Regions from separate parts of the Homo sapiens genome. Here region 1 is linked to region 2. A link is a contact called in ENCODE Hi-C or POLR2A ChIA-PET data. All regions are on one chromosome and are shown on one strand. The core of a region is the stretch at or near the end of the contact, and the rest is flanking DNA. Distances in the headings are between cores, read along the strand shown.

Region 1 (4,240 bases), core at 118-2,617, 41 kb before region 2:
GAGGAATGATTTTCTAACAGAATTCTATGAGATTCAGACCTGTTTTTCAAACGTAGGGGATACTGCAGACGTACCCACCCACTCCCCTACAAAACAAACACACACACACACAGCATAAAAGGACACAACAGTGTGCTGGAGCAGTGTGCTGGAACAGGTTGGCAGGAGCTTCATTCTGCTCTGGGGCTCTCTCCCCCGTAGCCAGCCTCTTCCTTCCATGTACACACGTACCAGCAAGCCATCATGAAAAGCCACTTCCTAGCAGGGACTGGCAGTCATGAAGTTATGTAGCAAAGAACAGCATCTTTAGTAGGTTAACTCAGTCGGAAAGCACTTCTGAACAAAGCAATCAGGTGGCATATTGTTACTGCCCTCCCTGAAGAACTCATTTAATGACTCTTAGAACGGTACAATTTCCTTTAAAGATCCAGATGCCTACTGTGCTTTAAACTGCCTGCACGGCCCATGGTTGACAGCCTCAACAAGCATTTCTTGAGCACCCACTGTGTGCCTCTCACTGTATTGGGCCTGGTAAGGGCTTTATAGCACACAGCAAAGACAGCCTGTGCCAGGCAGGGTGTAGAGCCCATGTCACTAGTTATTACGGGAGCAACTATGATGCAACTTGCTTTTGCCACTAAATTTAAACTAGCAAATAGACTCAAAGGAAGAGATTGTTCATCTTTTCTGCCCAGCCACCTTTTCAGAAACCCAAATAATTCCTATAATGTAGGGATTATTTGTAATAATTACTATAACCTTCATGTACGGCCTGATTATGTGCCACATATTATGCAGTTTACCTTTGTTTTCTCACTTCTCACAAAGATATCTTTGGTAATTACTTATATTTGTAAGCCCATTTTTTAGATGAGCAAATTCATGATTAAGATATTAAGTAACTTATCAAAAGTTACACAACTATTAAGAGGCAGAGCTATATCAGTGGCTGCCATGATACGCAAACTGGTTTAATTAATTTTCTAAATAAACGTTTAATTCAGTGCCCAACTATTTTTCTTATTACAAGTCACAAAATTGAAACTACTGAGCTTTTCACCTGTAAAGTTGCTATTCTGGCATAGTCTACAGATTAAACATTAAACACTCAACTACATAGCAAGAATCTGGAGCTATTGTTTGGGCTGTCCATGGAGATGTCTTTGCCAACTGTGTCCAGTTGTGGCAGGTGAGTCCTTCAGGGGCACCCCATTAAAAGGGTGTATGAACATAGTCATCTGCTGCCCCACAGAAGTGGGCGCTGGTATGGGAGAATGTGCGGAAGACAGAGCCTGTCTCAGCTGGGTGGTCTGTTGCTCTGGCTTTGTCTTTGTTGCCTGGGCAACATCTCTCTCAGAATGTGAGAAACTCACTTTCTCTTTTGCATGTTGATCTGTGGGAAGGACTAACAGCTGTAGCTATAGGTTGCCTGTTATCCACTACCACCTATAGTTGAGAAACAGAAACCAGATTTTGGGGAGGTAAACCATCAGGCCCAGGGTGCAGAAAGATATTAAATCACTGAGCTTCTTTTATGTAGCTCTGAAATTAGTTGGGAAAAAGATCACCTCCCTGAATCCTGGGAGCTTTTTCTACTAAATTTTTCTCTAAGACAAATATCCTGTAGAAATATTCTTTATTTTTCCTGTGATAGCTGGAGGGAATTTTGAGAAGACAGTGCTGTAGAGTAATTGTGAACATGGGTTTTGACATCAGTCTTTGATTCAAAGCTTGGCTTCACCATATGCTAATTATGTCTTTGGGCAAGTTATTTAACTCCTCTTAACCTGTTTCCTCATCTAGGAAATGGGAACTTTCATATATAGGTTTTGCATATAATTGATTTCTAATTATTTATTCAAAGTCTACTCGTGTCAGGCATTCAGCTAGAGGCTAGTGAAACAACTGTGAATTAGTAGACACGGTGTCAGCCTTCGTAGAGGTTAAATCTAGCAGAAAAGGTGCAATTTAAATAGTCATTTCAAGTATTGAGTTACAAAAGAGTTTTTCCTCTTTTTTAACCTTGGAAGCAAACAACAGGGAAAACTGGAGATAGCCTCTTCAGGAAAAAAAATAGTAAGGTCTTAAAGGGAGGTATGAGATAATCAGGTGACTAGTGGGAGAAATGTGGTTACAAGGGAATATATTTAAAGGCCTATTGGCAAGACAAAGTATAAACACAGGAAGAACCAAAAGTATAGATGAGACCAGACCCATCCAGAAAGGGGCAGAGTGGTATTAGATGAGGTTGAGAGAGAGGCAAAAGTTTGTGGAATCTCAGAGAGTCTCATAAACTATGTTAAAACATTTGGACTTTATCCTAAAGGCAATGGGAAGTCCTTAAAGGATTTAAATGAGAGGGCTATATAGAGAAGTTGTGAATATTGAATAAAATAATATTCACAAATGCTTAGCCTACTATTAGTACCTATTTACCTCTCAATAAATGCAAGCTGCCATTATCATCAACTTCATCATTCTAAGTATTACCAACTTTAGGTAAAAGGCAAAAATCCTGCCCCATACTATGGAAAGAAACTTAGGTAGTTTGTGGTGGAGCAAACATGGAAATCCTGAAAGGCTGGGAAAACCATTCTCAACTTGCAGTAGTGCAGAGCCCAAGGCGAGTTTCCCTTCATATATATTCTTCCTCCTGTTTCTTTGCTTCTCTGCCTTGCTACCTCCACAGTGAATTCACAGCTTGTTAAGCAGTGAAGTCATAATTCTTTCTGGCAGTTCTGTCATTTTCATAATGGATTCTTTGCTTGAGCCTAAACATACAAAAATGCAGGTAGACAAGATTATATGTTTTCAAGGAAAGCCAGTGCCAGGGATGGGGGACTGCAGGGAGTGTGAGGGGGCATCTTACTGCAGGAAGTTTGAGGCAGCAGCTCTGAAAAGCAGATAGCTTGCATAATGACATGTATCCATCTGTATTTGAGATGACTCTGTTTTAATCAGGAGGAGATGTCAGATTGCTTGGCACTTTACTGTTAAACAGATACTTCGCATCCTTGAGTAGCAAATAAAACAACAGGACTCAGTAAAAGGTGAGGAAAGCAAAATGTATCATTTCTAAGTTCATTAGACTGCTCACATTGCTTCACCTCAGATCTTGCTACAGATAGATTATGAAATAAGATTGAACTAAAGAATTGAAGAGGTTGATTTTGCCAGCCACTGTGGTATTAGAATATTAACTGGGAGGCAGAAGATACATATTTATTTATTTGTAACCCACCTTATTTATAAAAAATGTGAAGGGACCAAGTCAATTAGGTTCTAGAACCAACTCTACCATTAATTGTGTGCCCTTGGGCATAACTTTGAACCTCTATATAAATGAAGATCCTTATTTATAAAATGGATTTCTTAAATTGATAGACACCAATGAGCAGAATAAACATTTTTTTGGCTCTGAGGCTCATATATAATGCTGTACAAGGAATGACCTTTTACTGAGGTAGGCGCTTGGTGACAAAAGCACAAACATAGATAATGGCAGTCGAGGAGGGTATATAGCAAGGATCAAAAAGTGGCATCGGAAAACACAAGCATTTCTTGAGCACCCACTGTGTGCCTCACACTGTATTGGGCCTGGCAAAGGCTTTATAGTGCACAGCAAAGACAGCCTGTGCAGGCAGGGTGTAGAGCCCATGTCGCTGGTTATTACAGGAGCAACTATGATGCAGCTTGCTTTTGCCACTAAATTTAAATCAGCAAATAGACTCAAAGGAAGAGATTGTTCATCTTTTCTGCCCAGCCACCTTTTCAGAAACCCAAATAATTCCTATAATATAGGGATTATTTGTAATAATTGCTATAACCTTCACTTAAGGCCTGATTACATGCCACACATTATGTACTTTACCTTCGTTTTCTTACTTCTCACAAAAATACCTTTGGTAATTACTTATATTTGTATAAGTAATTTTTAGATGAGCAAATTCATGATTAAGATGTTAAGTAACTTATCAAAAGTTACACAGCTATTAAGAGGCAGAGCTATATCAGTGGCTGCCATGATATGCAAACTGGTTCAATTTAATTTTCTAAATAAATGTTTAATTCAGTGCCCAACTTTTTTTCTTACTACAAGTCACAAAATTGAAACTACTGAGCTTTTCACCTGTAGAGTTGCTATTCTGGCATAGTCTACAGATTAAACATTAAACACTCAACTACATAGCAAGAATCTGGAGCTACTGTTTGGAGCTGAGTGAGTATGGACTCACTCAGA
Region 2 (4,119 bases), core at 893-3,392:
GAAATCTACTTAAACAATGGAGACCTATCCAATCTGCCTTCTCAGAACATGTGTCTTAGGAAAAATGCCTGGACTGTTGAATAAATGCAGGAGAAAGTTTGCAGCATATGTGAAAAGAAAAATAAATAAACCCAGAGACTCGATCTGTGGAAGGGACATTCTCCCCATTGGTTACAATGGAAAATTCCTCAAGCACAGCCTGGCCAATGAGCCTGGGCCTACCTGATTCATCACACAGCTCTGTCCCAATCTAGCCCTTGATTCAGAAAGATACAGGGGAAATTTTCCCAAATACTATTCCAAGGCCTCCTGAAACAATTTTAAGATCATTCCAACCGAAGGCACAATGTCTTCTCATCATTTTGATTCACTAAGAGATGAACTTAGCTTTTCCCCACTCTGCTCCTACTCCAAATTGTGCCAATATCCAAGAGAAGCTGCAATGTGTAACTACAAAAGGACTGAATGTTGGAACCTCGGTGATAGATACAGCTCATCCCATGGAAGAACCAGCCACGACAACTTGTACTGAAGTGGATTAAATCAACTTGTACCCGTCTTCACCTGTTACTAAAATTTTAAATGTGGATTTTGAACAAACAAGTGTATAAGTCTTAAGCACTAGATGAAAATAAAATAGAATCTATTGAAAGTTGAACTGAACTCCCCCCACCACACACACACACACACACACACACACACACACACACACACACACAAAATAACTATGTCAAGGAACATTTCTGCTCTTTTCTCCCAGGGATATGCAGTCAATTTCTGGAGATGAGGAAGATGTCATTTTCTATCTACCAGAAGTATCCATACTGCATGGAAATCTAATGACAATTCCCAACCTCAGTTAAGGACTTGTTTTTCCATTTTTCTGAACTTCAAATACTTTCTAAATTGTGTTAGCCGAAGCATTGTATGTATATAATTAACTCATAGGTCCCTCTGGGCCCATCTAGCTAAACTTGTGGAGCTTAACTGAGCAAAACATTTGCTGATGTCTCTCCCTACAGTGGTACCCATTGAAATGAATACCTTCTACAAGATGAAACCTAGGAAATGTCGTTTCCAATTGGCTTTCTACTGATTGGGGTTGATGTCTTTTCCAAATTGGCTTTCTAGTGATTTGGGTTGCTTCATTAAATGTTTTTGGTTGTTTCATAACAATAGTAATCTCATTTTCTTTCAAAAGTAGAGTTTGAAATTTGGGAAAACATGGGTGGGGAGGGAATTCTACATTTTCTTCCTAGTTGAAGTAGGAAGACAGGTCTCTTTTCTGTATTAATTGGACTCCTGAAATTCCCCCAGGGTAGCAGTGGCTCTCTGTGGGCACAGGGCTCTTATGCTTATGTTTCTGTGCTTCAATGTACCTTCCATGCTGACAGCAAATAGAAGGTGTTCCTGCACAAGCAAAACCTAACGGAGAGGCTGCAATAATTTGTCCAAAACGAAGTGCAAACTGCAAGGGAGAGTGGACTTTTTCAGACTGATCCTGTTTACTAGTCTGGTGCTTTCCTCCACCTGTGTAGACACAGATGCTTTATTGAACACCAGCCTCCTACAGTTAGAAGGTATTTTGACTCTTAGGAATGGGGGAACCAGTTGCAAAGTTCTGGCCCCTGATCCCCCTCCTATTCCTACTAGAGGGCTTAAGATAGGCTCTGAGCGGCACTTCCCACTTTCTCCTCTTTTTCTGAAGCTTCGAGCCCCAAACCTCGCCCTTTAAATTCACCAAGGGACCACATGCATCATATAAGGGTGAGGAAAAGGGACCTGGATGTAGACTTCCTGACTATCCAAAGGAACCTACTTCTCTTTGCTGTTCTCAAGTTCAGGCGTCCGGAGAAAGGCAGGGAGCTAGGGGCTCTGGGTGCTAGCGTAGACGTGGCCCTTAGCTGAGTGGCGCGAGAGGGGAGGAGGTTGGAAGAGCGCGTCTATGCGTTCCACCTGAACCTGCAAGCTAGTCGCTTGCTGCCCAGGTGCCGATTCGCGGCTGCATGCGCCCCACTGCAGCAAAGAGCAGCCGCAGCCTCTGCCTCGGCCACCACTGCTGCTGGGAAAGAGTCGTGGGGCTGCTGACGCGGTTGGGAGGAGCCTCGCCTTTAATGCACCAGCCGCCTCCAGCCTCCTGCAGCAGCAGCAGCAGCAGCAGCAGCAGCAGCTGCGAGTGCGCGCGTGTGGGTGTGAGGGTGAGTGCGCTGGCGCCGGCTGCAGCGCCCTGCCCAGCTCCCCGCCAGCTTCCCTACCCCCGCCTGCCGGAGCCGCCCTCCCGTGGGACCAGCACCCTCATTCCGGCCAGGCAAGCCTGAATCCTGTCCCTGCCATCTCGCCACTGCAGCTCGGGTCCAGAAAGGCACCATTTTGTCGCGGCTGCCCGCTCTCCCAGGGGGAGGAGGGATCTTTTTTGCATTTTGGAGCGGCTGCCAAGGAGGGGAACCTGTTGGGCATCTCCCCAGACCCGCTTGTGAGCGCCTCCGGGGCGGGCGGGCGGGACCAGACCCCTCGGGGCACGGCGTATCTTGGCACCCGGAGGCAGCGGAGGCAGGCGCAGCATCCTCGCTGGGAACTGGAGCTGGAGTGAGCGCACCGCGCGGGAGGAGCCGCCGCAGCCTCGCAGAACCCGAGTGGAGGAGGTGACAGCTCCATTGCCGGGTTTTTATTTTTTTTCTCTCCGCCTCCCCGTCTCCTCCTCAGGCTCGGACCATGGTGCAGTCCCACTGGCTCCCCTGCCCCCCTCTCCTGTGAGACTGGCTGCGGGGAGGGATCATGGATACTTGTCTGCCGGCTTCTGGTTCCCACGCAAGTAAGCCTGCTGTCAATGGAGGAGGACATTGATACCCGCAAAATCAACAACAGTTTCCTGCGCGACCACAGCTATGCGACCGAAGGTAACGCCAGCCCCGCCGCATTCCGCCGTTGGGGCCGGGCGCAAGTTGCGGATCACTGTGCTTCCTGGGCAGCTGGGCGCGTAGTGGCGGAGACTCCTCCGGGCCCTAGGGCTGGGGCGGGGGCTCGGCTGGCCCCGGCAGCCCCAGTGCACCTCGCATCCATCCGGGCTCCGCGAGGCGAGCTCGGCGTTCAGCAGCAGGTGGACCCGGCGCCCACGGGAGTTAAAATGGCCCTCAGGGATTAGGCTTTTTCAGGGTGGGGCTCTCGCCCAGAAAGATGACCCCAGGAAGGCAGATGACCCCTTCCCCGAGATGTTCGCAGGGGTCTTGGGGGGAGATAAGAAGGGAGGGGCCCAGTAGGACCTTGGTCCCCCCTCCCTGAGCGAAACGATGTTATGTCTCTCAGTGGCTGCAGGGAGGGCAAGGTTTCATTTCCTGCCCATTCATCTCCCCGGCCGGCCAGGTTACCTGCTTAGACAATCAAAACCCCAAAAAGCCCTTTGCAGACGGGCGAACCTCTTTCCTTTTGGAAGTGCATTAGCAAAAATAAAAAGGTGGCTGGGGAAATAGTGCTCTGGCGGGCAGCGAATGAGGCTGACACGTGGGGTGAGCAACGCGATCGGTGGGGCCTTTAAAAATCACCATTATGAATTCTGCAGCAGTAGTTTCTGCTGAATCAACAGCCAGCAGAAAGCAAAAGGGTTCAGCAAGCTGAGCTTTGCCAAGAGGTGAAATTGTCGTCTCTCCCTCTCTCCCAGCTTGTTCTGACATAAGCACTAGTGCTGTGCGGGCAGGAAGGGAAAGTCAGCAGGTGGAATCTCATTCTGCCTTTTGTGTGTGAATAGAGAGTAGAGGCATTTTTTTCCCCCAGTGCCAAAACTTTTGCATTTTTGCTTTCATTTTCTACCTGTAGGCCTTTTATCCTTAGCCACTCATACAAAGTGTTGCATTATCACATTGTAATATCCATGCGAGAAAATGTATGTGGAAATGCTTTAGGACAATGTTGCAAGGTGTATTAATTTAAAATTATTATTCTTGGATGCTAACATTTCTGTAATATTTAATCAAATCAAAAGACTGCTAGAGAAATGTGATGGGGGGAGTAAAAGAGTTCAAGCTCTGAAAGAAATAAAAAGACACACACACATCTGGGGGTAAAGGTGGCATCTTCTATAAACATCCCTGGAAGTTCTAGACAGAAAGAATGTCCAGTGCTATT

What was found. Hi-C counts contacts between places; a loop is a spot of excess contacts on that map. ChIA-PET counts read pairs that join two places held with the same protein, here RNA polymerase II (POLR2A). Pooled maps may share reads with other maps.
Region 1: a loop to region 2 is called in a map of natural killer cell, with 2.3 times the contacts of the local background. The contact joins the promoter of PPP2R2B-IT1 here to the promoter of PPP2R2B in region 2. A Hi-C loop is called at or near these places in 2 of 168 maps with a recorded cell type or tissue (endothelial cell of hepatic sinusoid and natural killer cell), 1 of 37 single-sample maps with no recorded cell type and 3 of 50 pooled maps. POLR2A ChIA-PET finds 5 or more read pairs at or near these places in 6 of 52 experiments (CD8-positive, alpha-beta T cell, H1, WTC11 and 2 more).

The regions. Positions count from the first base shown.
Region 1 is chr5:146,916,633-146,920,872 of GRCh38, reverse strand. PPP2R2B-IT1 (PPP2R2B intronic transcript 1) reads left to right here and starts at 1,367. Exons shown (of 4, transcript NR_047115.1): 1 at 1,367-1,481; 2 at 2,485-2,499; 3 at 2,962-3,050. LOC105378214 (a long non-coding RNA gene) reads right to left here and starts at 2,522. Exons shown (of 2, transcript XR_944386.3): 1 at 2,437-2,522. It also overlaps a transcript of PPP2R2B not described here.
Region 2 is chr5:146,876,780-146,880,898 of GRCh38, reverse strand. PPP2R2B (protein phosphatase 2 regulatory subunit Bbeta) reads left to right here and starts at 2,142. Exons shown (of 10, transcript NM_181675.4): 1 at 2,142-2,308; 2 at 2,704-2,897. The coding sequence starts at 2,828.